Regions from separate parts of the Mus musculus genome. Here all the other regions are linked to region 1. The links are chromatin loops, found by intact Hi-C in ENCODE. Cell type or tissue: heart. All regions are shown on one strand. Each heading gives the region's core, and the rest is flanking DNA. Links, peaks and the distances in the headings are about the cores only. Region 1 holds the start of Emcn (endomucin). Region 2 has its middle 47 kb from the start of Gm567. Region 3 has its middle 7.8 kb from the start of Gm567.

Region 1 (10,299 bases), core at 1,424-9,423:
AAACAAAACACACACATACATACACACACACACATACACAAAGGAAAAACTGACACATTTTTGCAGAACTTCAATTGATCTGGAACTTGAAAGAGGAGAAAGAAATCCCTCATCATGACTTTAACTGGCTGAGCTGAACTTGACCTTTGGTTACTACAAAATGGCTAAAGAGAAGAAAATCCAACGAGGGTATCTGGGAACCTGAGAGCAACTGGTAGCTAGAAGAGGACATCAGATTGCCCCTGGAACTGGAGTTACATGTGATTTTTAGTGCAGAGAACCATATCAAGGTTGTCTGCACGTGCAAGGGGTGCTCTAAATCCCTGAGGCATGTGTCCAGCACTAAATCTCACACTTGTACATGGAGGAATTCAACAATTTTAAAAGATGTCAACTGACATGAAAAACTTTTTTCCCTAAAATGCTATTTTTGCAACCAAAATTAAGACATATGGGCAGAAATATCAGACACGGGGTGACATGCTGGTAATAGTTGACCCAAATAGGAATAAGTTGAATAAAGTTGTTATAAAATTTACCCTTTTGTGATAGGCATTTTGTCTGTGATGAAATACAACATTAATGCTCTATCACTTTGGGGTACTGAGGTAAATGATTCAGAGTCAATTTTTGAAAATGTATACATGAGAAAGTATTACTTCTTAGAAAAACATTACCTTTTCTATTAGTATGATATACATAATCATTAGGAAATACTGCTATGGCTTAGTTTTGTATGGGTAGATTCAATTTGTGGCAGAGTTTTACCAGGGTTATAAACACAGGTAAGGGTTCAGGAATGGTTGCTGAACCTTTCGAAACAGGAGATTGGATTGACTCACGGCGAAGAACGTTCCAGTCATTCCATCTGTTGACAGATGGCTCTGTGCTTGCATCAGAGGATTTGTATCCTTGCACTGAAATAAATATAGATCTCATGCCTGAACTATTGCTTTCATAACACCCCACATTCATGCCTCTCTGCACCAATAGAGTCATGTAAACTTAGGGAATCAGTGTGAGCCTAAAAGACCATCTCAATGTGTTAAGTAAGCAGGGATGGATAGTTAGATAAGGTGACAGAGAATGGCTTTGGAAACTTGTCACAATTCCCGATTCTCACCTGAGTAATACCGAACCAGCACCAGATAGGCCACCTTAATTCAACTCACAGAACGTAAATGAAGGAGATACTCCTGTTGGCGGCATCAGTTTGGCCCAATTGCTAACTTCTTTACCATGGTTGGTCATGTTGACTCAGTAGGAGGGGGAATTAATCTTTCCTATCATGAGTCTAAAAGTCTCTGAAGTTGTAGTTCTGTTCCCAGTGGCTACGAGAAATTAGCCAATTCTTATCTCCAGTATCAAGCACCAGGCCCCATCTCCACTGAGAACACCTGACATTCTGAACACAGTAAAGCAGAGCACAGAGCAAACTTCTAAAAATAATGGTTCATGCTTTGTAACTTCTCTTCTCAGATCTTTGTGACGGTCAACATCTATTTATTTCTAAGTCAGCTTTATCACTCTGAAATAATGTCTCCTCTAGGATCCTAACAACATGAAGTCAATCCAATCTCCTGTTTCGAAAGGTTCAGCAACCATTCCTGAATCCTTACCTGTGTTTATAACCCTGGTAAAACTCTGCCACAAATTGAATCTTCCCACACAAACCTGAGCCATAGCAGTATTTCCTAATGGTTATGTATGCTACCTTAGCCTAACAAGTCTAGAAACCAAGGTCAGGTTTCTTTTCTTGTTCTAATTATTTCTGTAGGCACTGTGAAATGACCCCCCAGAATCTCACTTCCTTTACTATACAGCATTAGAGAGAGGCACAAATTCATCCTCATTTCCCCAGGGCGAATCTAGGCCCTTAGAGGACAAGTATGTCAGCCCGTGAGGACAGCACTTAAGGAGGGCAAGGATTTGAAATCCGCCAGTTTGTGAGATCGTCACTTTGCTTTGCAGCCACTTTAGAAGATTATCTTATGCAGCATGAAGAGATGGCAGAGAGGATAGAGAAATTTTTTACTTGTGGCTTTAATAATGGTGCCACCTCAATAAATCTTCTCAGAGGCACACAGGTTGAGAGAAGTCACCATGGTTACAGTCTTGACATTCAATGTCTCCAGAGACAGTGATGTCACAGGCAGCCCTGGGTGTGTGATTCAGTTGAACTCTGAGATGGTTCTTATGTGACCTCATTTACAACAGCATCCTTTTCTTTTACACTCTGGATTAAAGTCTAGAGTGATTTGTGAGCAAAACAAATACAAACACACTTTCTTCTCTCAGGATGGAAGAATTTTGTTCATGTCACCTGTTTTCTTTTATCAAACTATTCTTAAAACACATACTACAAAATGATTTAAACCTTCAAGCTGTTAAGAACACCAAATATTTGGTAATGCCTGTGTAAATGTATGTCCTAAGTATTAAATTTTAAAAGTATTTACTCAAACAAAAATTGAAGGGCAGGGGACATTCTCTTGTGGTTTAAAGACAGAAATCAGATGTGTTAGTTCCAGAAACACATTTAAAATCTCTCATATTATCATTTGTTTATGTACATGTGCACATGTGTAGAAGTCATTGGAAAATTTGTAGGAGTCCATTATCTCTTTCACCATGTCTGTCCCGGAGACAGAACACAGGTCATTGCCCTTGGCCACAAACACCTCCACCCACCAAGTTGTCTTAATGGCTTCAGAAAAACTTTTGAAAAGAAAAATAAATGAATATAAGATTCAAGCCACACTTTATGTTTTCTAAGAGCTTTAATGCAGAGTGTCAAGGCACCCCCAACCCAGGAAGGCTTTGCCTCATTGGCCTCTCTCTTCTGGATCCTTGCAGTTTTGATTAAGCTTCAGTCTCACTTACTAAAGTAAAGCTGGCTGACTTTACTAAATTGATTTGCTTGTGGGTGTTGTTGTTGTTTGGGTTGGTTGGTTGATTTTTGGGTGTCTTGTTTTGTTATTTTTGTGGCCTCAGGATTTTTGTGTTTATTTGTCTGTTCCTTTCTTTTCCAGCATGTGGTCCTCTGTCTTCTAAACAGCTTGCGTACAGGGTGGTGTGATAGCTCAGTGGATAAAGTGTTGTTTGCAAAAGCATGAGGACCCATGTTTTGAGACAGCTGTGGCCATGTGTGTGTACACCTGGTGCTTGGGATTGAAGACAGACAAATCCAGAAGTTCGTCGAAGAAGAAGAGACATCAACCTCTGATTTTTCCACTTTCTCCTCACATCTACATGAGTGACCACACCCATACCCATTGGTTCATACACATACATGTAGCCCAGGTGCATGTGTGCTCGTGCACGCACACACACACACACAATGAAAATCAAGTCACAAAACATGTAAAAGTAACTTGACCATTTATCAGGAGTAAGTCCTCCTGGAGTGCATGTCTGGTGCCCTTAATGAAAACCATGGCAATCATGCTGAGAGTCTCAAACATTAATACTCAAATTCCCCCTGCACCCCTCCCCCACGAAGAACAACAGCAAGTGGGAAGTGAGACACCATGTTTCACCCTGTTCTCACAGGGCCACATCCCACTCTGTTCCCGGAAAATGCCTGGGTCATCTAACCACATGATCTGCCATCCTTGTACCCTCTGGGCTGTGCCTACTGAAAGGGACACCCAATGGCATTCTGATTTGTGAAAAATCAATCTTACTTATATATACAAGATTAAAATTAAAAACTGAGCTCTTGGGAGACTAGATAGTGGTCAGGATAAAACCAGCAATGTTTTTAAGTGGTCTGAGCCAACGATCTGTTCTCACCACACTTCTATGGAGGAGTCCTTCCCTGAGTGATGTCTCAAGGAAACAGATGGTCTCCTTAGAAATGGGTGAAGGTCTAATTTTATGGTTTAGTGTGTAAGAATCCATTAGCATCCTCCTCTAGTAAGCCTGTACCTAAACGTATATGAAAGATTAATTGGTTGGGATGTGAAATCTGTGACTGCGGAATTCAGGAATCTTCTGACTCCATTCTTCACACAAGCACTGTGTTCAGGGGTCGGGCTGTGCAACCATCCTGTATAAAGCAGTCATCACTAAGAGCAAAGAGGCTACTGGTTGGTGTTTGGTCCTACAGAACACACAGTTCGGAACATCACCAATGCCCTATGACAGCTGATGCCACCTAGGCCATCCCAGGCAGATTCCTTATACCTATAATATAGTGATTTTTTTTCTTATGCCTCATAAAAATCTAATAAAAACCAGGAATATCGGGTGGGGATATAACTTGGTGGTGGTACACTTTTCTGACATGAATTCAGTCTGCAGCAACAAAAGGGAAGGGTGGCCTCAGAACCAGAAGTGAGCAGGAGCTTGTCTTAAATCTGTGTTTACTTCTGTTAGAAATGTCTTACTCTGTAGACCAGGCTGGCCTCGAACTCAGAAATCCACCTGCCTCTGCCTCCCAAGTGCTGGGATTAAAGCATGAGCCATCACTGGCCGGCTAACATTTACACAATGGAGTACTACTCAGCTATTAAAAAGAATGAATTTATGAAATTCCTAGGCAAATGGATGGACATGGAGGGCATCATCCTGAGTGAGGTAACACAATCACAAAAGAACTCACATGATATGTACTCACTGATAAGTGGATATTAGCCCAGACACTTAGAATACCCAAGGTACAAGATACAATTTGCAAAACACATGAAAATCAAGAAGAACGAAAACCAAAGTGTGGACACTTTGCCCCTTCTTAGAATTGAGATCAAAACACCGGTGGTGGAAGAAGTTACTGAGACAAAGTTTGGAGCTGAGACGAAAGGATGGACCATCTAGAGACTACCATACCCGGGGATCCATCCTATAATCAGCCTCCAAACATTGACACCATTGCACACACTAGCAAGATTTTGCTGAAAGGACCCTAATATAGCTGTCTCTTGTGAGGCTATGCCGGGGGCCTAGCAAACACAGAAATGGATGCTCACAGTCAGCTATTGGATGGATCACAGGGCCCCCAATGGAGGAGCTAGAGAAAGTATCCAAGGAGCTAAAGGGAACTGCAACTCTATAGGTGGAACAACAATATGAACTAACCAGTGCCCCCCGGAGCTCGTGTCTCTAGCTGCATATGAATCAGAAGATGGTCTAGTCAGCCATCAGTGGAAAGAGAGGCCCATTGGTCGTGCAAACTTTATATGCCTCAGTACAGGGGAATGCCAGGGCCAAGAAGTGGGAGGGGGAGGGGGAGAGGAGTGGGGGGGTATGGGGGACTTTTGGAATAGCAGTGGAAATGTAAATGAAGAAAATATCTAATAAAAATATTTAAAAAGAAAGAAAGAAATGTCTTGAAAACCTCTCTGGGCAGTAATAAGAGGCCAGCTTACTTCCTCAAGAGCAGAACGTGATCCAGTTCATACTTGTATTTGCCTCTAGAAGGTGGTCTTCACTGACTTGGCTTATGAGTTGAGAAGAGAGAAGAAATGCAATTCCTTGTGGATTTTGTACTCAAATCCAGACCTTGGGAAGTCACAGCCTTTTCAGCCGACCTGGGGGGCTACTTGGTGAGGTCTCTTTACAGCTTCTCTAAAATGCACTTTCAAAACAAAAGTTAGAAAGCTCTCTGGCCCTTTCTCAAGAAGGGTCTCTTCCTGTTCAAATCCCATCCTGACCTTTTTGTTGAAGAAGAGTAAAATAATGCAGTAACAAAAACACAAGTGGCTGCCAAAGGAAGAGAGAGGAAAAAAAAAGAAGTTCCTGTAAGGGGCTGAAACAATAAATCTCCTCTCTGCTGACCTCCCAAAGGGAGTGCGTGTATTTCCTCTAGTTCTTTATCAGAATCCCCAAAATAAGTAGGAATGGGCAGCGTCTGCTCACAGTCAGTACACCTTTCCCATTTGCTAATACGGCCTGGCCAGGCTGAGAGGAATCCTTCCCTGCCTTACCCTGGACAGTGAAGCCACTGAGACCATCGGTAGGCACCATGCGGCTGCTTCAAGCGACTGTTCTTTTCTTCCTTTTGTCCAACAGTCTCTGCCACAGTGAGGACGGCAAAGGTACGGTCCTCTTATCTTTTCTGATGGTGTGGGTGAGCTGCTAGGCTCAGTTGATCCTCGGGGGCTTCTCTGATGAGTTGCTGCTTGATTGGCTGAACAGGGTACACAGAGTTAAGTTTGAAAGAGGCGGAGGAGGCAGTGCCACAAGTAGAGAGTTCGTTTCCACTGAAGGGAAATGTTTGCTGGTGTGAGGGCCTGAAAGTGTGTTAAATGGATTCGGAGAACGTCTCAGGAAATGTGTTAACTTTTTAGGGACTAAAAATAGAATTTTGACTTAAAATGTGCTAGTTTAAAACAACGACAAACAAACAAAATTATGGTCTTTTCCGTCATCGGCCCAGAATAATAGTGGATGGGGTAAGAGTGAAAGTCCATCACTGGAAACAGTGCTACCAAAGTCTCCAACAGTACAGCTCTCTTTCAGCTCTGGTAGGTAAAACTCCGTGCAGAAGTGAATGGTGATTCACCATTAGGCGAACACTAGCATCTTAGGGGACTGGGTAAGTGGCCATTGAAATGTATCTACTTTTGTTACAGAAATATATGCACACACAAACATAATTACATAATATTTTGTGTAACTTTCAGAACAAGCCAAACCCACCACCTATGCAGGTAAAACAAACAAACAAACAAACAAACAAACAAACAGATGCATGTTACCCTGAGTTAATGGGCAGTTGAGACAATGTTCACTTTTATTTCTAACTATTCTTAAGTAATACGAAATAAACCACAGTTAAATGTAATAGCTTATTAGGGTCCTGTGCTGGGTAAGGAGAAGAACATAAAAATGAATAAGGTGATTTCCTTGCCCACAGTGGTAAATGTACTATTGAGAGAAAGACGTGAGTGATTCTAGTATTAGACAGATTTAATAAGTATGAAAGCTAAAATGCACGCTACCCAAAGAAGCATTTGGGAAAGATTTGCTCTGACTCTAGGGGACGGGCGGCGTGCACTGTGAGAGGGTATGTGTTTGTGTGTGTGTGTGTGTGTGGGGGGGGGGGGAAGTAATCCAGAAAACTCAGTTCTAATTTTATTTGCCTGTCTCTTTTTCCAAAATTTACTGCCTAAAAGATTTTAATTTATAAAAACAATCAAACGTAGAAAATAATAAAAATCACTGGTCCAACTTGAGTTTACATTTTGCCAGTAATTTTTAAAAATACTGTTATAAACTGAGGATAAGTCTGAAGCATCATACAGTCTCCTATCCTGCATTTCTCCAGAAAGTTATAAGAGAGACTGAGAACTTGGGGTTTTACAAAAGTGCCCATGAGACTGACGACCTGCTTCTAAGTTACTCTTCAGTATGTCTTAGAACAGTTGAAAATGTCAACTCTACGACTTACTGCTCAAAATCGTGTGCCTCGTTAATATCAACTCTGAGAGCCCAAGCTGAGGCTCTTCACCATTGGGATCTACACACCTTAGACTGTGCAGCAGGCTGCCAGCACTTTTTAAATGCTGACTGGACTGCACATCCTGCAAACAAAGAGGAAGAGGGCCAGGGGACTTGTCTCCCTCCTGGGACTGTAAGAAAGAAGCTACCAAGGAGGACTACACAGAATGGCCCACAGATGTTTTCTTTTCTTTTCTTTTTTTTTGGGGGGGGGGGTTGTTTTTTTCAAGACAGGGTTTCTCTGTATAGCCCTGGCTGTCCTGGAACTCACTTTGTAGACCAGGCTGGCCTCCAACTCAGAAATCCGCCTGCCTCTGCCTCCCAAGTGCTGGGATTAAAAGCGTGGGCCACCACCGCCCAACCACAGGGCCCACAGGTGTTTTCTACTGGATCATTTAGGGAAAACACCAGCCTCCTCTAGCTCACTGGTCAAGGGTCCACTCTTGCTTTAAGAGTGGCAGCTTTCTAATGAGTTGTTAGCCCGTGCTGGAAAATTTCTCACTTGGGCAGTGAAAATATTTAAACAATATTTCCTTCACATCTGCCAACAAGCCTGCTTGATAACTTGAAGCCTGTATCTGGTGTGGGGGAAAAAGGGAGGGAGGGAGGGAGAGAGGGAGGGAGGGAGGGAGGGAGGAGGAAGGAGGAGGAGGAGGAAGGAGGCTGGGAGGAAGAGGCAGGAGAAGGTATGAATGGGGGAGAAAGAGGGAGATGGAGGGAAGGAGGGAGAGAGAGAGACAGAGAGAGAGAGAGAGAGAGAGAGAGAGAGAGAGAGGGAGAGAGAGAGAGAGAGAGAGAGAGAGAGAGAGAGAGAGAGAGAGAGAGAGAGAGAGGCTGATCGTAGAAAAGGAAGTTGGGCCTGAGCACCACCGATTGACCCTTGAGAGTGGCCTGGGTGGGACAGAGAGACTTTCCTGTCCACATGGAAGACTTTGATGCACCTGGCTTTGCCAGTGGATGTTTCCTTCGCAGATTGGGCACAGGAAATGAAGCATTTCCTAAGTTCACCTAGTCAGTTCTTTCCTTAACTCCCTGTTCGAGGAGGACATTGAGTTCAGAGCTTCATGGGCCCCTCACGGTTAGGATGATAAACAAATTTATCTGCAGAGTCAATTACTGGGGTTTGGGAGGGAGAGATTTTCGCTCTAAAATTCAGACTGTCAAGTAAGTACATGCTTTTTTTTTTTTTTTTTATCTGAAATTGACTTCTAAATATGATTTTTTTTTCCTGAGAAATTGAGTACTTCCCCTTCCGGTGTTTTTGTCAATCTCGGGTTTAAACATGATCTAGGCAACGAGACTGTTGTTGAAATCCAGAGACTATCTGCATGACAGCAAGAAGTTTTTGTTGTTAGGATGCTGTTCTAAGACTTTGCAGTGTTCAGCTTGGAGAGCTGCCCTATAGAACTGTGTCGCAGAGGTTCCTGAAGGGGACTGCTACTCTTCCTGAGGTCTTCTAAGTTGTACTTAAAACTGAACAGTCACTCCAATGGTTTGTAAGTCTAGAGGGGTGAGGTTTCTGAGTCTGAGACTCAGAGATGCTAAATGAAGATTCCAAGAAAATGGACAACTAGGACACACACACACACACACACACACACACACACCACACATACACACACACACACACACACACACACACACACACACACCACACACACACCACACACACACACCACACACACACACACACACACACACACACACCACACACACACACACACACACACACACAGACACATGTTTCCCTCTAACATTTTCTTTTTAATAGGATAGGTAGAAACAGGACACTAAATAATAATATCAGAAAGATTTAATTGCTACGAGGAATTCATTTGTAGTGACAATACTCAATTTTATAAAACAAAAAATTGATTGAACACACTATAAGAAGACACCGTGCTACATCCAGTGACTTTATGGAAACTAATAGGAGCCATTCCCCAGGTTAGATAGAGTGAGAAGAGACAGAAGCAGGTAACATGAATTCTGCTGTGTTATAAATCTTAAGGAATAAGTAAAGAGCAGTATAAAAAATTCACTAGTTGCTTAATCTGGTATGTTGGGAAAATAAGAATGTGACAAACATTACAACTTGAAATCAGGAGGTTCAAGGTGAATATAGAATGTTTCAAAATAGGGGCATTGTAAAAACATCAGTGTATTCTAGTCTAGAAATAGAAGGTAGCCATATTTTGAACATGGCTGCCTACTAGAAAGCAGAGTGCAAAGAATAGTATCAGGAGATGTTAAATGGCAACATGAGAAAAAGAGATGACTATCCCTGGAGGTAGCTCAAGATGAGGCAGATTCCAAACTTGTATAAAGCTCTGGGTTCAAGTCCCACGCTTCCAAATAAATAGGAAAGAAATATTGACTCTTATAGTTGACAATTAAGACCTGTAGCAGTTGCTTGAGATGGGGTTTTATCATCCTAGTTATAAACCAGGAGGATCAATATGTCAGCAGAATATTGATTAAACTATTGGGGTCAGGAGAGATAAAAGACCAAGAAGCCAATTTACAAGTCACTAAGTCTGAAAGTCTACCATTGAGTTGTAAAAATGGGTCTAGGGAAGGCTGCACAGATGTAGAGTACATGTAATTCATTGTATCCTCTTTTTACTGCTGATGAGAGACAATCTAAGACAGGGTTGTGTGAATGCTAGAATTGGGCAAATGGTTTCAGAGCAGAGACCAGGAAAGATCCAAAGAGATTGTTTAGGAAAAATACTGGTGCTACGACAGCAAGCTTCAATCCTGGGGAGGCATGTGGCTGGGATGTGCCAGGAGCTGGAGATACTGTTGAAAGGTAAAGCACTCCTTAGCTCTCTGTTCAAAGGTTAATAACCTCAT
Region 2 (10,299 bases), core at 723-8,722, 98 kb before region 1:
GAATTTCTGGGGGAATCACCATCCCTGACCTCAAGCTGTATTGCAGAACAATAGTGATTAAGAAACAAAAAACAAAACAACAAAACAAAGCAAAACCAAACCAAACCAAACCTCTATGGTATTTGTATAGACACAGGCAGGAAGATCAATGAATAGAACTAAAGAGCCAGAAGTGAACCCACACACTTTGGTCACTTGATATTTGACAAAGGAGCTAAAACCATCCTGTGGGAAAAAGACAGCATTTTCAACAAATGCTGCTGGTTCAATTAGAGGTCAGCATGTAGAAGAATGCAAATCAATCCGTTCTTTTCTCCTTGTAGAAAGCTCAAGTCAAAGTGGATCAAGGATCTCCACATAAAACCAGATACAGTGAAACTAATAGAAGAGAAACTGGGGAAGAACCTCAAATATATGGGCACAGGGGAAAAGTTCCTGAAAAGAACACCAATGACTTATGCTCTAAGATAAAGAATTGACAAAGCTTCAATTTTATGGGACCTCATAAAATTGCAAAGCTTCTGTAAGGCAAAGGACACTGTCAGTAGGACAAATTGGTAACCAACAGATTGAGAAAAGATCTTTGCCATTCTACATCTGATAGAGGGCTAATGTCTAATATATACAAAGAACTTAAGAAATTAGAATCCAGAGACTTAAATAACCCTATTAAAAATGGGGAGATTCTCCCTCACACCAGTCAGAATGGCTAAGATAAAAAATTCAGGTGACAGCAGATGCTGGCAAGGATGTGGAGAAAGAGGAACACTTCTCAATTGTTGATGGGATTGCAAGCTGGTACAACCGCTCTGGAAAGCAGTTTGGTGGTTCCTCAGAAAATTGGACATAGTTCAACCGGAAGATCCAGAAATACCACTCCTGGGCATATACCCAGAAGATGTTCCACCATGTAATATGGACAAATGCTCTACTATCTCATAGCAGCCTTATTTACAATAGCCAGAAGTTGGGAAGAACCCAGATGTCCTTCAACAGAGGAATGGATACAGAAAATGTGGTACATTTAAACAACATAGTGCTACTCAGCTATTAAAAACAATGAATTCATGAGATTCTTAGGCAAATGGATGGAACGAGAAAATATCATCCTGAGTGAGGTAACCCAATCACAAAAAGGCACACATGGTGTGCACTCACTGATAAGTGGATATTAGCCCAAAAGCTCAGAATACCCAAGATATAATTCATAAACCACGTGGAGCTCAAAAGGTATGAAGACCAAAGTGTGGGTGCTTTGGTCCTTGTTAGAAGGAGAAATAAAATACTCACAGAAGCAAATACAGAGACAAAGTGTGGAACAGAGACTGAAGAAAAGGCCATCCAGTGACTGCCCCACCTGGGAATCCATCCGTTATAAAATCACCAAACCCAGACACTATTGTGATGCCAAGAATTGCTTGTTGACAGGAACCTGATATAGCTGTCTCCTGAGAGACTCTGCTGCAGGCTGACAAGTGCAGAGGTGGATGCTCACAGCCAACCATTGGACTGAGCATGGGTTCCCCATTGGAGGATTTAGAGAAAGGACTGGAGGAGCTGAAGGGATTTGCAACCCCATGGGAAGAACAACAATATCAACCAAACAGACCCCCCCCCCCCGAGCTCCCAGGAACTAAACCACCAACCAAGGAGTACACAAGGATGGACAGATGGCTCCAGCTGCATATGTTGCAGAGGATGGCCTTGTCAGGCATCAATGGGAGGAGACGTCCTTGGTCCTGTGAAGGACTGATGCCCCAGTGTAGGGGAATATGAAGATGGGGAGGCAGAAGTGGGTAGGTGAGTGGTGGAACACCCTCATTGAAGCAGGGGAAGCGGGAATAGGATAATGGGTTTCCTGGGAGGAAATCAGGAAAGGGGATAACATTTCAAATGTAAATAAAGAAAATATCAAAAAAAAAAAAAAAAGAAAGAAAGAAAGAAAGAAAGAAAGAAAGAAAACAAAAAAGAAACCAAGGCTCTGTAGAAGAGATATGCCATCTGGCTTGTCCAGAGGGACACTGGGTATAGTTATGCCATGGTTTAACCAAGTGAGAGGCTAAGCCACCTTATATAAGAGTATCATTATGGTTGCCTGGACATGGCTCCTTTGTGATCAAGTTTGCTTAATAAAATTGGGCCTGCAAAAAAAAAAAAAAAAAAAAAAAAAAAAAAGAAAAGAAAAGAAAAAAAAGAAAAGAAAAGAAATATGCTTAATGATTTTTAATTAAATTATGTTAAATTTATTTTTACTTACTCACTTTACATCCTACGTACTCCCCCTAGCTACCCCTACAAACAATCTTTTCCCTAGCCCCCTTCCCTTTTCCTCTGAGCTGGTAGAACCCCGGTGGATATCCCCACCCTGCTACTTTAAGTCTCTGCCAGGCTAGGCACTTTCTCTCCCAACAGACAAGGAAGCCCAGCTAGAAAAACATAACACACAAATAGGCAATAGCTTTTGGGAGAGCCCCTGTATCAGCTGTTTGGGGCCCACATGAAGACCAAGCTACACATCTGCTACATATGTACAGAAATGTCTAGGTCTAGCCCGTGGATGTTCTTTGGTTGGTGGTTCAGACTCTGAGAGCCCCAAGAGTCCAGGTAAGTTGGTCTTTCTATGGAGTTCCTATCCTCTTCGGACCCAGAATCCTTTGTCCTATATTAGACATAAAATATTAATATTTCACAGATCCAAAGAAGCTAAACAAGAAAAAGGCCCAAACAAGAAAGCTTGAAACTCGCTTAAAAGAGGGAATAAAATAGTCATACCAGGCAGATGGAGGAAGGGAACTGGGAGAGAAGGGGATAAGGAGAAGAATTGGGGGGGGGGTTCAGGATCAAGTGTGGGGAAGGACAGGAAGGACAGCCAGACGGCCAGGAAAATGCATGGAAATCTGCAATTGACTGGGATGAGAAGGTGGGGGCATCTCCAGGACAAGACAAAGACCTGGGATAAGGGAGGTGCACAAGAATCAATGGGAGTAACCTTGACTGAGACTGACAACATTGGGGATATGGAACCTGAAGAGGCCTTCGCCTGAAGAGGCAGGAGCCTCAGTGGAACAATAGAGATACCAACCTACCCACAAAACTCTCAACCCAAAATTTATCCTGTGTACAAGAAACTCAGGCACAGTGGATGGAGCAGAGATTGAGAGTATGGCCCAATTTGAGACCAATCCCTTGGGCAAGAACCAATCCCTAACACTATTGATGATAGATACTCTGTTATGCTTGAAGACAGGAGCAGATTGTTCTCCAAGAGGCTCCACCCAGCAGCTGACAGATACAGGCACCCACAGCCAAACAGTAGTTAGAAAGGATGAAGGATTTCTTAATCATTCTTAGTACCATGCTTTTCATCCTTGGTGCCAGGCTGCCCCATAAAGACTGCTAGGAAGTGTTTAGAAACGAGAAAGAAGGAACATGCTTTCTGTCTCTGTGAGGTCCTATGTGGTCTCCCCAGAATTACCAACTTCGCAAACTGAGTCCCTTTACAATCAATGGTAATTTCATTTTCTCATCAGCTTCAGTAGCTAGAAGTTTGTTAATTATTGTCTTCCCAATTCATGTGGAGAAAAACAACACATGCTGTACATTTTCTCTTGTTGAAAAGTAGGTTTAAAAAAAAATAAAGTCTAAGGAATAAAAGTTGAAAAGAATAGGATGGAATGTTTGTGTTTAAAGAAGAAAGTGGAATTCATATTAAGGATGTAAAGTCTCTATGTAGTCAATATCCACCAACCAGACAGTAGAATAATAGTGAGGCTGTGTGCTAAAGCCCCATAGTGACTGCTCAGAGATCTTATCCAGAAATCTATTTTCTAATTGATATATTGATTTTACATGGACAGTTTATATCACTAAAGTGGAAGGAAGGTGGAATTGGCCTTAGCTTCCCTCTATAGACATCGCTAACATGCTAAGAGGGTTTTTTTTTTTTTTCCTATAAGATGTTCATCAGCCGTGGTTGGGTCTTAGCAGACACCATTTATGGACATTCTTTAATTGAAACATAATTTATGTTTAAACTTATAGTACCTCACGGGGAGATGTTTTCTTTTTTGGATGCTTGTCTCTGATCTCTTTTTATTTTCATCCTCCTGTGAAGTTATTACTGTCCGTATCCTTTTGAACTTTAATTCTAAAGGAAACTTAAACGATCCTTCTGTGTGCGCCATCTTCTAAAGGGATGAGGCTGCATCTGCTCGTCATGGGTTTTGTTCAATGAGTGGAGACATGTGACCTTTCTAACTCCTCCCACAGAAGGAGACTAACTGGTCAGATTCCATCCCCGGCTCACATCTTGAGGTCCATCCTTTCTGAATGACATTTCAGCTTGGAAATAGGATTTTTTTTTTCAAATTGCTTTGCTTCAAATTCCATTGATCTTAAGACACATTTTAAATTTGCTTCTAGAATCAAAGAAGAACAGATAAGCAAGGAATTGAGTTCTTAAGCAGAAAAATTGAAGGAAACTCTCAACAAAGTTTATGGACGTGAAGGATTTGCCTGCTAAAACCCATTTTGTTTTGTTTTGTTTTGTTTTGTTTTGTTTTGTTTTGTTTTGTTTTGTTTTAATTCACTGTACCTTATCAGCCCTCTATTTGCTCTGACCTTCTCACAGTTCCCATTTGCATCTGAGGAAAATAATCAGCTGTGTGGTTCTGCTGGCCAGTGAGCAAGACAAATCCCGGGAATACAGGTTATTCAGAAGGCACAGGCAGGATGAGGTGGAGCCAAGGAAGACGTGGGGAATGGGACAATGGCTTCCTTTTCTTTCCAGTGAAGCTGAGCCCTTCTCAGACCACAGCAAAGGTTGTGATCCAATCAAGTCTGATCAAGTGTTCCAAACTCTGAAAAGAGCTAACCCTTCTGTCCTTCTTTTATGATTCTTTGTGTACCCTGGCCTATGCAGAGAACACCTATGTGTCCTGTAAACTTACAAATTCCTTTTCACATGCTCATTCATTTAATCCAAGTATATTTCCTAGCTCTTCTCCATTTAGTGAATATCTCATATAACTCCCTTCTAAACAATAATTCAAATTACAGCCCTGCTATGCCGGTTTATGCCAGTCATCTTAGTATATGAAGGAATGGAGATTGTGCTTATTACATTACTGTGAGCTAAATCTTTAACTGCTAAAATTTTATTATGATAGAGAAGTCACTTTTGCACGATACCATGTGGAAGTTATTTGTAGTTTCTCTTTGCTCAAGTTAGAAAAATGTCAGGTATGTTTTGATAGGGTGCCACCAATTGTTTTTCATCTAGTCCTTTACAATTGGCATCTGGAGAGGATGGTGTCTCACACCAAGAAAAATAATGAAGAGGGTGGTGTCTTTGGCTGAGGATTCCCATCTGTCAGACTGTGGACAAGTATGTAATTGAATTTAACCTTGGTTTCTAAGGTTAGAGATAGATTAGATAAGTGGGAAATGGCCTCTCCTCCCATATCCTGCTCCTGAAGTGTAGGAAGTGACTAAAATGGAAGCACGGGAAGTTTGCAGCTGAGGTATCAAAGGTTTGGTTCTGTGGTACTTTTTTTTTAAGTTCAGAAACCCTGTTGTAAGAAAAGATGAATTAAGTGATCTGGAGATTTCTGCAAAAACAATTTCCCCCATTTACATTGCCATTCAGTAAACAGAGAATCTTATTCATTCAGCAGAAACCTATTATTTTGTTTTCCCTGTGCAAATAGGATTATTAAAATACTGCCAACTTATTCTTCTGGCTGCTGCTCAGTCATTTGGTATTTACCTCTCCTTTTGATGACTCTAGTATTTACAAAAGAGCAGTCTGCCTTTGACTGAAAACTGAAAATGCTTTTCCCATGCTCCAGAATGGCATACTGTGTTAAAAGGAACAAACATATAAGACACTTGTTTGATTTGCTCTAATGAAGGTAGGAAAAGAGCAAGAAGAATAAACGTATAAATAAGCCAATGAACTTCAAGATCTTTATGAGTTCATAGGTTTCTTTTGAGCACTCAAATCCTCTTAAGGGAAAAATTCCAAAAGCATGCAGAAAACTGAGCTCTTGACTCTAGCTGCATATGTATCAAAAGATGGCCTAGTCGGCCATCACTGGAAAGAGAGGCCCATTGGACACGCAAACTTTATATGCCCCAGTACAGGGGAACGCCAGGGCCAAAAAGGGGGAGTGGGTGGGTAGGGGAGTGGGTGGGTAAGGGAGTGGGGGTGGGTGGGTATGGGGGACTTTTGGTATAGCATTGGAAATGTAAATGAGCTAAATACCTAATAAAAAATGGAAAAAAAAGATAATAAAATACTGATTCACAGAAAAAAAAAGAAAAAGAAAAAGAAAAAAGAAAAACTGAAGGCAGAGCAGGGTGTCCCTGCTCCTTGTTGGCAAGCTGCTTTTCTGACTGTTTTACTTTGCATTGATTTAAGCACCATGAGGCTCGGACTACTTCCTCATTCGGAATCTGCACCATATCCTTGCCCTAGTCTATAGTTAATCCTCTAGATGAACAGGGAAAACGAGAGCCCTTTCTTATTTGAAAAGAAGTTTCAACACTCATTTTTCTTATTTTGAAAGCTCTCCAGATTCACTTCTGTGGTTCTCACTGCTCTTCTGTGTCCCAGCCCCGCCTCCCTCAAGTACAGACCAATGAGCTTTGCATGTGTAAGGTGTGGCATGATAATGTCTGACGTGTCCTAGAGAGTTTAAAGTAGTTTGTTCTTAATTTGTTGTTTTAGAAATGGAGACAGATGATGAATAAAATGGTTCTTTCTAAAAGGTAGATTTTTTTTTTCCCTGTATGAGTCCCAGTGGTCTCCTTCCATGGTCCTGACATAAACAGGGTGGAGGATGTTATTTAACGTGCTGGAAGAAAATAAAAACGACCCAGCACCAAATAAAACCATGTTTTAGAAGCAAACCCCACCCATGTGTCATGCACCACTCTGTGTTCGTAGGCAAGGGAAGAAGTTGGCAATTGGGGGAGGGGGTCCTCCTTTCCTGTGTGTAGCATCACAGACAAAAAAAAAAAAAAAAAAAAGAAAAGAAAAGGAAAAGGAAATGAGCATCTTCGAGACATGGGCATTTCCCACACTCATTATCAAGGAGGCTGTTAAAGTGGAACACAAAGAAGGTCTTCACTTTTGGGTGTAATTTTTTTTTTTTTCCAAGACAGGGTTTCTCTGTATAAGCCCTGGCTGTCTTGGAACTCACTCGGTAGACCTAGCTGACCTGGAACTCAGAAATCCGCCTGCCTCTGCCTCTGCCTCCCAAGTGCTGGGAGTGGGTAGGTGGATGGGGGAGCTCTCTCATGGCGGGGAGATGGGATATGGGGGTGAGATAATATAAATCTTATATTAAAATCATGTCTTTAAATAAGGAAAATGTAGCAAAATCATATTTTACTTTACAATCATACTTATTTAAGAATAATTTTGAATTGGACAGCTGTCAGAAGTACTTCCTTATTCTGGTATATTCAGTTTTGGTTTATGCAGCAAATTTCACACTAAACTTTCAGAATAAAATAATGGAGGAAACTTTACTTAATAAATAATTAGCAAGTGTATCCAGAGAAAGCTCTAGGCCAGTGAGACTCCTAGAGATGGTAGAGTCACCGATGATGTATAATTGAGGGGCAGACAAAGTCAGAGAATGAGCAGCAAGAAGACTAGAACAAGTTACCAGTTAGTTTAAGACCAAGTAGAACAATTCAGTGAGAAGCTGAGAGAAGCCAGATTGAATGGGCCAAATTGGAGGGGAATTTGATCCAGAGCAGCTGAATTGAACCAGCCAGTTCAGCTAGAAAGGGTGAGCTTATTCAGCAGTAAGCCTCCGAGAGAACTCTCGCTCCCTGCATTGCTCTTAATTATACGTGGTGAATAAAATTTACTTTTACACTCTACCATAAAGTTCCAGAAGCCTGATTTCTTTATTGTATAACCATGACTAACCTCTATGCTTCTAAAAATGCCAAGTGTACTTGATTTGATATTTAATCATTGGCTCACAAAGGGGGAAAAAATCAATGTAAACACTTTCATCAAACCAAGATTTCTCTTTTTTATCCTTATAAAGGAAAAGATAAGCCCGATTAATTAAAATGGCATCCTATATTTGCAGAAGGTTCTTCTGTTCAAGACACTGGCATCCAGTTTATAATGCATTCCTAGGAATCACAGCACTAAGGATATAGACTCTTATGTGGCAACACCTTCTACACCATGTACCTACTTGAATCAGAAAGTAGGGGTCCTGTAGTTTTGTAATCTGACTGAGTGACCTCTAGTCAGCCAAATTGCTTATGTCTGCCTTGGAAAAGATGATGTGTCCCATTATATGAAGATACAGATGTATACAAAAGAAAATGTATTGCTATATCTATAGATTTCTATATACATGGAAAAAGAGAAAAGTCTGTGCATATCAGATAGCAGCACAGAGAAAAGAGGAGAGAAAGGACAAGTGGGGGTCACTGCAGAAAAGATGAAAATTGAAAAAAAATCTCAGGGAAAAAGGTTTTTAAAAGATAATAAAGGAAATAGAGAAATCAACATTTTCAAATGATTTGTGTTTGTGTGTGTGTGTGAGTATAAAGTGGGACAGGGAGATGGAGAGGGAGAGGGAGATGGAGAGGGAGAGGGAGAGGGAGAGGGAGAGGGAGAGGGAGAGGGAGAGGGAGAGGGAGAGAGAGAGAGAGAGAGAGAGAGCACTTCAGAATTAAATGTGAGCATTCAGAGAGGAGAAGCATTAAGTCAGTAAGTCTTAAGTTAAAGTTCCAGAGACCTGGGATAGGGGAGGTGCCTAGGACTCACTGTGGGTGACCTGAGCCAAAATGACCAATAGTGGGGAGATGGTAACTGAAGAGACCACCGCCATTATCCAAGAAGAACCCCTAATGGAGGGATGAGAACACCAACCTGCTCAAAAAACTTTCTACCCAAATCATTCCTGTCTAAAAGAAATTCAGGGACAAAAATGGAACAGAGACCAAAGAAATGGCCAACCAATGATCAGTTGCTTTAAGGTGTTAGAGACACTGTGTTGCCTCAGGTATAAGAAGTACCCTGGTTGCTCTGAAGTGACAGGACACTGGGTTGTCTTGGTTTTGGTTAAGTACTGCTGCCTGATCTTAAGTAATGGACACACTGCATTCTCTGATGTATGTATGTGTTTGTAAATGTCCGTGTGTCAGTCTGTCTGTCTGTATGTATGTATGTATATACATGCAGCTTTACGCAAATTCTCCTCACAGCCTAAAAACAGCACTCTATGTTTAGGTAATTTAGGACAATCTCCTCCTTGAAATTTTGAAAGCTATTGGCAATTTGAAGAAAATGAATAAGAGAAATCTCTAACTAAAAGTTCTTAGAATAAAAGTTTATTAATTTGCCTGATCTTTCTGTGTTTTTTTTTCAGTATGATTTTCTTTTCTTTTTCAGCCCATATTTATGGATGCACTTTCTATTTCAAATGATTGGTTCTTTGCAACATTTATGAATTCCAAAGATTTCCATATGTCAGACTTGTATAGGCCAAGCATTTGATCAGTAGATCCTGGCCTATCCAGGAAAGGAATGAGTATTTTATTCCACAAGGGGCTTTGAAGGTCTTGCTCTGTGTGAATCAAGAATATGGTGAGCACCAGTGACAGGGCTTCCACAGTGCAGTGGATTTTCATTTAAGAAATCTGTAGTCATTCTGGCTGGAATCTTAGGGTTCTTTTTATTTACATTTCCCTGATGATTAAGGATGCTGAACATTCTTTTCAGGTGCTTCTCAGCCATTCGGTATTCCTCAGGTGAGAATTCTTTGTTTAGCTCTGAGCCCCATTTTTAATGGGGTTATTTGATTTTCTGGAGTCCACCTTCTTGAGTTCTTTATATATATTGGATATTAGTCCTCTATCTGATTTAGGATAGGTAAAGATCCTTTCCCAATATGTTGGTGGCCTTTTTGTCTTATTGACCGTGTCTTTTGCCTTACAGAAACTTTGCAATTTTATGAGGTCCCATTTGTTGATTCTCGATCTTACTGCACAAGCCATTGCTGTTCTATTTTCCCCCCTGTGCCCATATATTTGAGGCTTTTCCCTACTTTCTCTTCTATAAGTTTCAGTGTCTCTGGTTTTATGTGGAGTTCCCTGATTGACTTAGATTTGACCTTAGTATAATGAGATAGGAATGGATCAATTCGCATTCTTCTACATGATAACCGCCAGTTGAGCCAGCACCATTTGTTGAAGATGCTGTCTTTTTTCCACTGGATGGTGTTAGCTCCCTTGTCAAAGATGAAGTGACAATAGGTG
Region 3 (10,299 bases), core at 1,167-9,166, 59 kb before region 1:
ATTTTCATGGCAGGAAATATGATGGCGTGCTGGCAGACATGGTACTGAAGGAGCTGAGAATTCTACATCAGGAGCCACAGGCGGCAGGAAGAGAACTGTTTTAAGCTTTCTGAAACCAACAAAGCCACATTTACTCCAACTAGAGCCCACCTCTTAATAATGCCGCTCTGTAGGGACCATTTTTCTTTCAAACCTCCACTCTTGTAGAACACAGTTGTCACAGTTTGACACCTCCTGCTGCCTTGCCCAAGAGGTCTACCTTATCTTCACAGAAATCTTCTGTCTGAAGTCATGGTATCAAGCAGCTTGCCTGTGTTGGAGCAAGGTAACAGTGTATGTTTCTGCTGCTGGTGACCTTTTACGATGTAACACTCCACCGAACAAAGGCCTGGGAGCTCTGTCAGTTGACTTCTTTTATTGAAATACACATCCTTTATGCAGCTGGTTGTCCTTCATAAACACAAAGAATCTCAGCTGTCTGGATATCCATTCCTGGAAACCTAATCTGTGGTAGCAACAATGTGTCATTTTCAATTCTCTCAGCAAACCATGAAATAACCAAGCAGTGTCTTTAAAATGCATTATCTCGTGCATGATTTTTTTTTCTTTTAGAAGAAGGGAATTTGTAGAGATGACTGTTAAGTAACTCAGTTATGCTCACGAGCTCACATTTCTTCTATCATCGGTCTTCTCACTTTGGAAATCCTATCTCTTTTTATCGGGCTTGTTTCCTTAAAATCAAAATATGATTATTACTGATCTTGGAGGTATCCCTTCAAAGCCAAGTCCTCCGGGAGGCTAAAGAAAAGATTATTTTTTTAAAAAATGTTTGATTTCTACCCAGGTGGATATTGGTTCAGGGTTCAGCAGCCCAAACTGAACTTACAGTTTACAAAACAGTGGAACAGCAGTTCCTAGCATGTTCAGTTCTTAGGGGAAAACAACCTACCTACAATGGTAAATCTGAAAAGAGATGTTTGTTAGATACAAAGAAAATCAATATCTATCAAAATAAAGTCTGAATTTGATTTCACAGATATAGAAGAGAAGAAATGTGTCTTTTTGTTGCATTTTAAAATTAACTTGCATTTGGACTATAAGGCTGAAGGAGTTCTGCACACAAGGAGATTTCATTCACACAGCAGCAGTATGGCTTCACTTGGTGCAAGGTTGTAATATTATTTGATGTTACTGAAACTTAGTTTTGATGTCAACCAACCAGAATTTAAAAGTATTTAGCAATCTAGAAAAGCATTATTCTGGAGTATATCTGTTGAATCATTTCAGAGGACATTGGCATGTGCAGTTGAGAGATAAGTGGGGCAGATGTACTCTAGTGTATGAAGGAAACATGACATTGTCCCGAATGTCATGTTCATCACACCCCAGGGGCATAAGAGGATCAGGTTTTCTGGCCCTTGCTCTCCAGGACTTACACTAGCATCCCTATGTTCTTTGGCTTCCTGTGGACCTTGGAATGGAACTGAGCAACAGTACTGTCATCACTGGGTCTCAGCCCATAGACAACCCCATGTAGATGAAGCCTCCCCAATAGTGTAAACTGACTCTTTGACGAATCTCTGCTTCTGTACTGTCTCCTCCTGGCTCTGCCTCTCTGGAAATCCTTGTCTAACATGGTGGAGAAGCACAGTGGAAGCCTAGCAGGCATCAGGCAATGGTGGCTTCACTTTCACCAAGTACCCCTTGGGCAGAGCCCCGTGCCCTTCACACCTCTTACACTGCTCCCTTGCCACCCTTCCAGCCAATGAGAGTAGAAATTCCTGTGCTTTAAGCACTGCTTTCTTGTACTCTTTTGAAAACCCCTCCCTCAGTGCTTTGCAGGTTTAAAGAAATGTCAGGCCCCTGACAAAAACAAAATTTAATCATCTCTCACCTAAGTCCCTGGGGGAAATCTGTCCCTCCACTAAGTCTCTGCTCTTCTCTTTGCTTCAAAGGAAGGGTAAGATCCTATTGAGGAGTTGACATTGTGCCTTTGACATTATGCCCTATAAGAATCCTTGATGGTACCGGGTGGGGTGGCGCATGCCTTTAATCCCAGCACTCGAGAGGCAGAGGCAGGTGAATTTCTAAGTTTGAGGCCAGCCTGGTCCACAGAGTGAGTTCCAGGACAGCCAGGGCTATACAGAGAAACCCTGTCTTGAAAAACCAAAAAAAAAAAATATATATATATATATATATATGCATGTATATATGATATACAACCATCAAACTCAGACACTATTGCATATGCCAGAAAGATTTTGCTGACAGGATCCTGACATAGCTCTCTCTTGTGAGGCTATGCCAATGCCTGGCAAATACAAAAGTGGATGCCCACAGTCATCTATTGGATGGAACACAGGGCCCTTAATGAAGGAGCTAGAGAAAGTACCCAAGGAGCTAAAGTGGTCTGCAACCCTATAGGAGGAACGATGGTGTAAACTAACCAGTACCCCCCAGAGCTGTGTCTCTAGGTGCATATGTAGCAGAGGTTGGCCTAGCCGGCCATCAATGGGAGGAGAAAACCTTGGTACTGGGAAGATCATATGCCCCAGTACAGGGGAATGCCAGGCCCAGGAAGTGGGAGTGGGTGGGTTGGGGAGTAGGGTGTGGGGGAGGCTATAGGGGGCTTTAGGGGTAGCATTTGAAATGTAAATGAAGAAAATATCTAGTAAAAAAGAAAGAATCCTTGAGTTGAGGAACCACTTAGGTCTTGATTACCATTCAGAATTAAGGGAAGGCAAAGACACAGACTTCAAAGCATACAAGAACAAAAACATCCCACCCCCTCTCCTAAGCTTGCCAGAATTAGCAAATTAAAATACAGGAAGCCTGGTCTTGTTTGCATGCCAAATACATAATGGCTGCATTTTCATTATAAGAAGGCAACGCAAAGATGGGACAAGTTAACTCATCCATGTACTGCTTTACTAACAGCATTTTAACATCCCTGCCCCTCTCAAAACAAAACAAAACAAAACACCTATTAAAAGAACTATAAACAACTAAGGGAAGCTGAGAGTGTGAGGGACGGCCTTCCTCAGGGAAAGGCATATCAATTGTTTGATGCCAAATGGTCAGTGCTGAAAATATACATATCTGTAACATTATACAGACCGAACACGTCTATTTAGTAATGTGTATGCATGTATGTATGTATGTATGTATGTGTATGTGTGTGAATGTGTGTTCATGTGTATGCATGTGTACAGATATGCATGCAATATCAACTAGTGAATAAAGGAAACCAATAATTTGATAGAGGCAGGAAGTAGTTTATGCAAAGATCTGGAAGGAGAAAAGGGAAGGAATAAATATTATAATTTAATTTAAAATGAATTTTACCAATTTAATTGTCAGCATTGGGTTAAAATATGCAAGGCAGGATGCTGCTGAAAATACATATTTAACACACTCATTGATTTCTGTTAAAGCTATATAAAAGATGTGCATTTCAAGGCACAGATAAGAAAAAAAAGAGAAAGGCTATATTCTCCTTAGCCTCTGCACTAGGGCTGATCATGGTAAATAAGCAAAAAAACAGAAAGCAACAATCAGACTTACAGTCACCTCCTTGGAGCAGAAGGCAGTAACTGAGCAGCTGATAAACTATTTGGCATTGTAGCTAATCTGTCCTTGAGCATACTCCCTCCCTCCTGTATTCACTGATCTGTAGACTCTACCATGCAGATACGGGCTCATTACTGCAGCTCAGTTTCTAAATTCTTACGACCAGAGGTTTGCACTTATCCTCCATTCCATCATCATTGAACGCCCTATGTCTGAGATTACATTGTAAGAGATTGTCTTATACATGGATAACTAGGAAAATGATTTTTATATCTCTACCAGAGCATTCTCAGATTACCCATGGTATCAATAATGTCTTGAACACTGAACGTTTTTAAAATCTGTACTACCTAGTTGCTGTTTGATATTTGTGTGCTACAACTTAACTGTGTTTAAGGTTCGTCTGAAGTTTTCGGGGCAGTTTGACACTGTTATGTATCGTCAACATCAAGTTCCTTACTGTACCAGATTCTAGAAGTATGGTTTGAGTTGCATTGATTTGGAACCTTCTCAATGCTACTGGCTTTCCATAGAATGAGTAACTCAGAGGACATGCCTGAGACTAGGAGAGGATACTTCGGCATAATGACAAAATGCTGTGGAGACAGAGCCAAGGTGGCCAGGAGACAACCATGCAGGGGACAGAGGCCTCCCAGTGACTGCTCCCAATCACCTGGGAAGGTTTTCATCGCATTTAGTTGTCAAAGAGGGCCAGCCGCAGTGCTCCCCAAAGACATGGGATTCACACTTCTTTCTTTTACAAACCACCTTAACTTGTAACCTTTCCTGGAAGGAAGAACACTTTATGTCTAAAGAGCCAGAAGAAACGATTCTGAAAAGAAGCAGGAAGAAGTTTCCTCAGACCCGAAGCCTGTGCATCAATTTCAGGGATGATTATTATCCCATCTGGTGATGTGGTTATGGAAATTTGGGCCGAGAATGTGAGTCGTGTGCTCTCTTGGTGTCCTGCCTCTCCCCAGAGGAGGGAGGGCTGCCAACTATGCAAAGTGCTGGAAACAGATGAAAGCGATGCACTGACCTTGAAGTGTGTTTGGGAGTTCATAGCCCTTTCTGATGCAGGTAGTGTGAATGTGTTTATGAATATTTATCCAGCCTGGCTCTTCAGATCTTCTTAACTGAGTTCTGTTTTTCTCAAGCTGGCCCCTGAACTCCATTGTGCCGAGCCGGAGATGCTGATGAAGCTTAGAGAGAGAATATGACACATAGCAACAGTAAGTGTAATTAAAAAAACTCGTGTCCCAGGCACTCCAGCAACTTCAGCAACCTCTGTTGTGCATCGCAAATCATTCTTGTCAAGAGGAGATAGGGGAGGTGTGAGGAGCCGCCCTCACATTTGCCATTATAAGATGGCACTGACAGCTGTGTTCTAAGTGGTAAACATAGTCTGCACACATGCAGGGGCAGTTTTCCCACCATGTGTTCTGCCTTTCCCGTGATGACAACTGGGCCGATGGGCTGCAGCCAATCAGGGAGTAATACATCCTAGGTGGAGGATAATTCTCCTTAAAAAGGGATGGGGTTTCGCCATTTGCTGGCTTGCTCTCTTGCACTCTGGCTCCTGAAGATGTAAGCAATAAAGCTTTGCCGCAGAAGATTCTGGTTTGTTGCGTCTTTCCTGGCCGGTCGTGAGAACGCGTCTAATAACAATTGGTGCCGAAACCCGGGACGAGAAAAAACTCGGGACTGGCGCAAGGAAGATCCCTCATTCCAGAACCAGAACTGCGGGTCGCGGTAATAAAGGTTCCCGTAAAGCAGACTGTTAAGAAGGATTCAACTGTATGAATTCAGAACTTTTCAGCTGGGGAACGAGAGTACCAGTGAGTACAGCTTTACGAGGTAAGTCTGATCTTGAACTTTCTAAGGAAATTCAAGACAGTCTATCAGAAGTAAAGTGGAATATGTTTGGCCTTGAATTTTTTCTAGTGTTAGAAGCCCTTTTGTTCCTTTTCACATGTTATCAAGTGGTTAAGATAGGGCGGATTCTAGATGAAATTCAGGACAAGCTATCAGAAGTAAAGTGGGGAGAGAGAGTAGGAACAAAGAGGAAACATGGTGCACAAAATAAGTATACAGGCCTTTCCAAGGGTCTTGAACCTGAGGAAAAGTTTAGGTCAGGTAAGAATACCTGGGGAGAGATTAGAAGGAAGGAAAAGAAAAAAGAAAAGAAAAAAGATCGATTAGCGGAGGTCTCTAGGAGATACTCGTCACTAGATGAGCTCAGGAAGCCAGCTCTTAGTAGCTCTGAAGCAGATGAAGAATTCTCCTCTGAGGAAACAGACTGGGAGGAAGAAGCAGCTCATTATGAGAAAAAAGGGTACCAGCCAGGTAAAGTGCTAGCTAATCAGTTAAGGAAGCCAAAAGCGGCTGGCGAAGGCCAGCTTGCTGCTTGGCCTCTTGGCAGTCGGCTTCAAGGTCATAGTGCACCTCCACCCTATGCTGAGCCCCCGCCCTGCGTAGTGCATCAGCCCTGCGCAGAGAGGCAATGGACAGAGAGGCAATGCACAGACTCGTTCATTCCAAAGGAGGAACAAAGGAAAATACAACAGGCATTTCCGGTCTTTGAAGGAGCCGAGGGTGGGCGTGTCCACGCTCCGGTAGCGTATATACAGATTAAAGAGCTTGCCGAGTCGGTCCGTAACTATGGAGTCAGTGCTAATTTCACTATAGCACAAGTGGAAAGGCTTGCGAATCACGCTATGACTCCTGGTGATTGGCAAACGGTTGTAAAAGCCGCTCTCCCTAGTATGGGCAAATATATGGAATGGAAAGCGCTTTGGCACGAAGCTGCACAAGCGCAGGCCCGAGCAAACGCAGCTGCTTTGACTCCAGAGCAGAGAGATTGGACTTTTGACTTGTTAACGGGTCAGGGAGCTTATTCTGCTGATCAAACAAACTACCATTGGGGAGCTTATGCCCAAGTTTCCTCCACGGCTATTAGGGCCTGGAAGGCGCTCTCTCGAGCAGGTGAAACCACTGGTCAGTTAACAAAGATAATCCAGGGACCTCAGGAATCCTTCTCAGATTTTGTGGCCAGAATGACAGAGGCAGCAGAGCGTATTTTTGGAGAGTCAGAGCAAGCTGCGCCTCTGATAAAACAGCTAATCTATGAGCAAGCCACAAAGGAGTGCCGAGCAGCCATAGCCCCAAGAAAGAACAAAGGTTTACAAGACTGGCTCAGGGTTTGTCGGGAGCTTGGGGGACCTCTCACCAATGCAGGCTTAGCGGCTGCCATCCTTCAATCCCAAAAATGCTCCATGGGCAGAAATGATCGGAGGACATGTTTTAACTGCAGGAAGCCTGGGCATCTTAAGAAAGATTGCAGAGCTCCAGGTAAACAGGGAGGGACTCTCACTCTTTGCTCTAAGTGTGGCAAGGGTTATCATAGAGCTGACCAGTGTCGCTCTGTGAGGGATATAAAGGGCAGAGTCCTTCCCCCACCTGATAGTCAATCAGCTTATGTGCCAAAAAACGGGTCATCGGGCCCTCGGTCCCAGGGCCCTCAAAGATATGGGAACCGGTTTGTCAGGACCCAGGAAGCAGTCAGAGAGGCGACCCAGGAAGACCCACAAGGGTGGACCTGCGTGCCGCCTCCGACTTCCTATTAATGCCTCAAATGAGTATTCAGCCGGTGCCGGTGGAGCCTATACCATCCTTGCCCCTGGGAACCATGGGCCTTATTCTCGGCCGGGGTTCACTCACCTTGCAGGGCTTAGTAGTCCACCCTGGAGTTATGGATTGTCAACATTCCCCTGAAATACAGGTCCTGTGCTCAAGCCCTAAAGGCGTTTTTTCTATTAGTAAAGGAGATAGGATAGCTCAGCTGCTGCTCCTCCCTGATAATACCAGGGAGAAATTTGCAGGACCTGAGATAAAGAAAATGGGCTCCTCAGGAAATGATTCTGCCTATTTGGTTGTATCTTTGAATAATAGACCTAAGCTCCGCCTTAAGATCAACGGAAAAGAGTTTGAAGGCATCCTTGATACCGGAGCAGATAAAAGTATAATTTCTACACATTGGTGGCCCAAAGCATGGCCCACCACAGAGTCATCTCATTCATTACAGGGCCTAGGTTATCAATCATGTCCCACTATAAGCTCCGTTGCCTTGACGTGGGAATCCTCTGAAGGACAGCAAGGGAAATTCATACCTTATGTGCTCCCACTCCCGGTTAACCTCTGGGGAAGGGATATTATGCAGCATTTGGGCCTTATTTTGTCCAATGAGAGAGCAGCGTTGGGGGATAATGTCGATATTTCCACTCCCAATGACGGTGATGTATAATGCTCAAGTATTCTCCTGCTTTTTTACCACTAACTGGGAACTGGGTTTAGCCTTGATTCAGACAGCCTTGGCTCTGTCTGGACAGGTCCAGACGACTGACACCATTAACACTTTGTCAGCCTCAGTGACTACAGTCATAGATAAACAGGCCTCAGCTAATGTCAAGATACAGGGAGGTCTCATGCTGGTTAATCAACGCATAGATCTTGTCCAGAAACAACTAGATGTATTATGACAAATAACTCAGCAGGGATGTGAACAAAAGTTTCCGGGATTGTGTGTTATTTCCATTCAGTATGTTAAATTTACTAGGGCAGCTAATTTGTCAAAAAGTCTTTTTCAGTATATGTTACAGAATTGGATGGCTGAATTTGAACAGATCCTTCGGGAATTGAGACTTCAGGTCAACTCCACGCGCTTGGACCTGTCGCTGACCAAAGGATTACCCAATTGGATCTCCTCAGCATTTTCCTTCTTTAAAAAATGGGTGGGATTAATATTATTTGGAGATACACTTTGCTGTGGATTAGTGTTGCTTCTTTGATTGGTCTGTAAGCTTAAGGCCCAAACTAGGAGAGACAAGGTGGTTATTGCCCAGGCGCTTGCAGGACTAGAACATGGTGCTTCCCCTGATATATAGTTATCTATGCTTAAGCAATAGGTCGCTGGCCACTCAGCTCTTAAACCCCACGAGGCTAGTCTCATTGCACGGGATAGAGTGAGTGTGCTTCAGCAGCCCGAGAGAGTTGCACGGCTAAGCACTGCAGTAGAAGGGCTCTGCGGCATATATGAGCCTATTCTAGGGAGACATGTCATCTTTCAAGAAGGTTGAGTGTTCAAGTGTCCTTCCCCCAGGAAAAACAACACGGGACCAGACCAGGACCCCTCTGGGTGATGAGCCTGGGAGGAGGTTATGTGTACGGCTCCTTTACCTGCACACTGGGGATTTGACCTCTATCTCCACTCTCATTAATATGGGTGGCCTATTGCTCTTATTAAAAGAAAAGGGGGATCTGTGAGGAGCCGCCCTCACATTTGCCATTATAAGATGGCACTGACAGCTGTGTTCTAAGTGGTAAACATAGTCTGCACACATGCAGGGGCAGTTTTCCCACCATGTGTTCTGCCTTTCCCGTGATGACAACTGGGCCGATGGGCTGCAGCCAATCAGGGAGTAATACATCCTAGGTGGAGGATAATTCTCCTTAAAAAGGGATGGGGTTTCGCCATTTGCTGGCTTGCTCTCTTGCACTCTGGCTCCTGAAGATGTAAGCAATAAAGCTTTGCCGCAGAAGATTCTGGTTTGTTGCGTCTTTCCTGGCCGGTCGTGAGAACGCGTCTAATAACAGGGAGGAATTGAATTCCCCTGGGGGTTGGAACACATGCTTTAACCATTGATTCATTTTAACAGAAATGAAACCATCACTCTAGCCCACCACCTTTGTCAAGGAGAACAGAAGACACAATATCATGGACCTGCTTCTAACTAGGAGTGTTCCAGGACCTCGAGGATGCAGTCTGGCTATCTAAGATGTTCCTAACCTAATGCTTTGGCTCTTTTTTAAAAGATGATCTTCTCCCACCTGTATGCCATAGGGAGAAGTTTTCCCTGAAAATAACAGGGCAGAGAGGCAGTTATAGGCCTCTTTAGGACACTGTTCTTGAGATGGTGTGTCATTCTTCTGATTCAACCTCTCCAGTGAGCCGTTAGAAATAACTCCATGCTGTTATGGAGGAATATGACTCCTTGGTGCATCCGAAGCCCCTACAGTATCTCTAAATGTGAAATGACTCATGCCAGCCTGGGAGACAGTCTTGAGTCCGTTCATTAGGGTAGTATTATCTACCAAAACTATTGATCACTTACACATTTTACTTAATCCCAATTTGCCTCCCCAGTGAGACAAGCTTGAAGTCAGAGAGCTGTTCAAAGAAATGCATGGTAGATAGCAGTATAGTATGTATTGTGACACAGTCACAGGACCCAGGTCTCAGACAACCTTCAAACCAGGCCGAAGGCCCCAGTGCATTGTATTTCTCAGCTCTGAGGGGAAAGAAAGAAGGACCCACTGGCTGATCTCCTTCCACCCATCCATTTCTTCGGTTGCATTGTGTACATTCTTCCTGTGACCCAAGTTTGACAAGTTAAACTGTCCACAGTGAGTCTTTGGCCTACATAAAGTCACACTAGCATTTACAAAGAACTGTTATTGAGTCCCCAAAGCTAAGAACAGCAAACCACATATGCAGCATTAATAAAATTCATATCAGCAGCATCAATATTTGTCAAACAGATGTGTTTTTCCATGGGGTATCTTTGGAATTTTGAAGTATTTATGAATATTGAATAAATTTAAGATAATGATGGTTGCTAAATTCTATTGAATCCCTTCTTAGGTTTTTTCCTAAGTAATTGCTACTAAGCA

What was found. A loop is a pair of places that touch in the nucleus more often than their neighbours do. Peaks named below come from ENCODE experiments on the same cell type or tissue, not always from the same donor. Only the 100,000 strongest peaks of a DNase experiment are listed, where the experiment ranks them.
Region 2: it touches region 1 in a loop (7-fold over the local background); 3 of 42 quality-filtered maps call a loop at or near these places.
Region 3: a loop joins it to region 1, with 4 times the contacts of the local background. A loop is called at or near these places in 2 of 42 quality-filtered maps.

Annotation. Positions count from the first base shown.
Region 1 is chr3:137,335,275-137,345,573 of GRCm38, forward strand. Emcn (endomucin) reads left to right here and starts at 5,804. Exons shown (of 12, transcript NM_001163522.1): 1 at 5,804-6,038. The coding sequence starts at 5,966. In heart, for the core only: no CTCF peak of the experiment used is centred there; DNase peaks (open chromatin) are centred at 5,867 and 8,377; H3K4me3 peaks cover 1,653 bases; H3K27ac peaks cover 1,074 bases.
Region 2 is chr3:137,237,665-137,247,963 of GRCm38, forward strand. No RefSeq gene overlaps it. Among named protein-coding and RNA genes, the nearest start is that of Gm567, 47 kb to the right of the region's middle. In heart, for the core only: no CTCF peak of the experiment used is centred there; a DNase peak (open chromatin) is centred at 5,447.
Region 3 is chr3:137,276,694-137,286,992 of GRCm38, forward strand. No RefSeq gene overlaps it. Among named protein-coding and RNA genes, the nearest start is that of Gm567, 7.8 kb to the right of the region's middle. In heart, for the core only: no CTCF peak of the experiment used is centred there; a DNase peak (open chromatin) is centred at 4,558.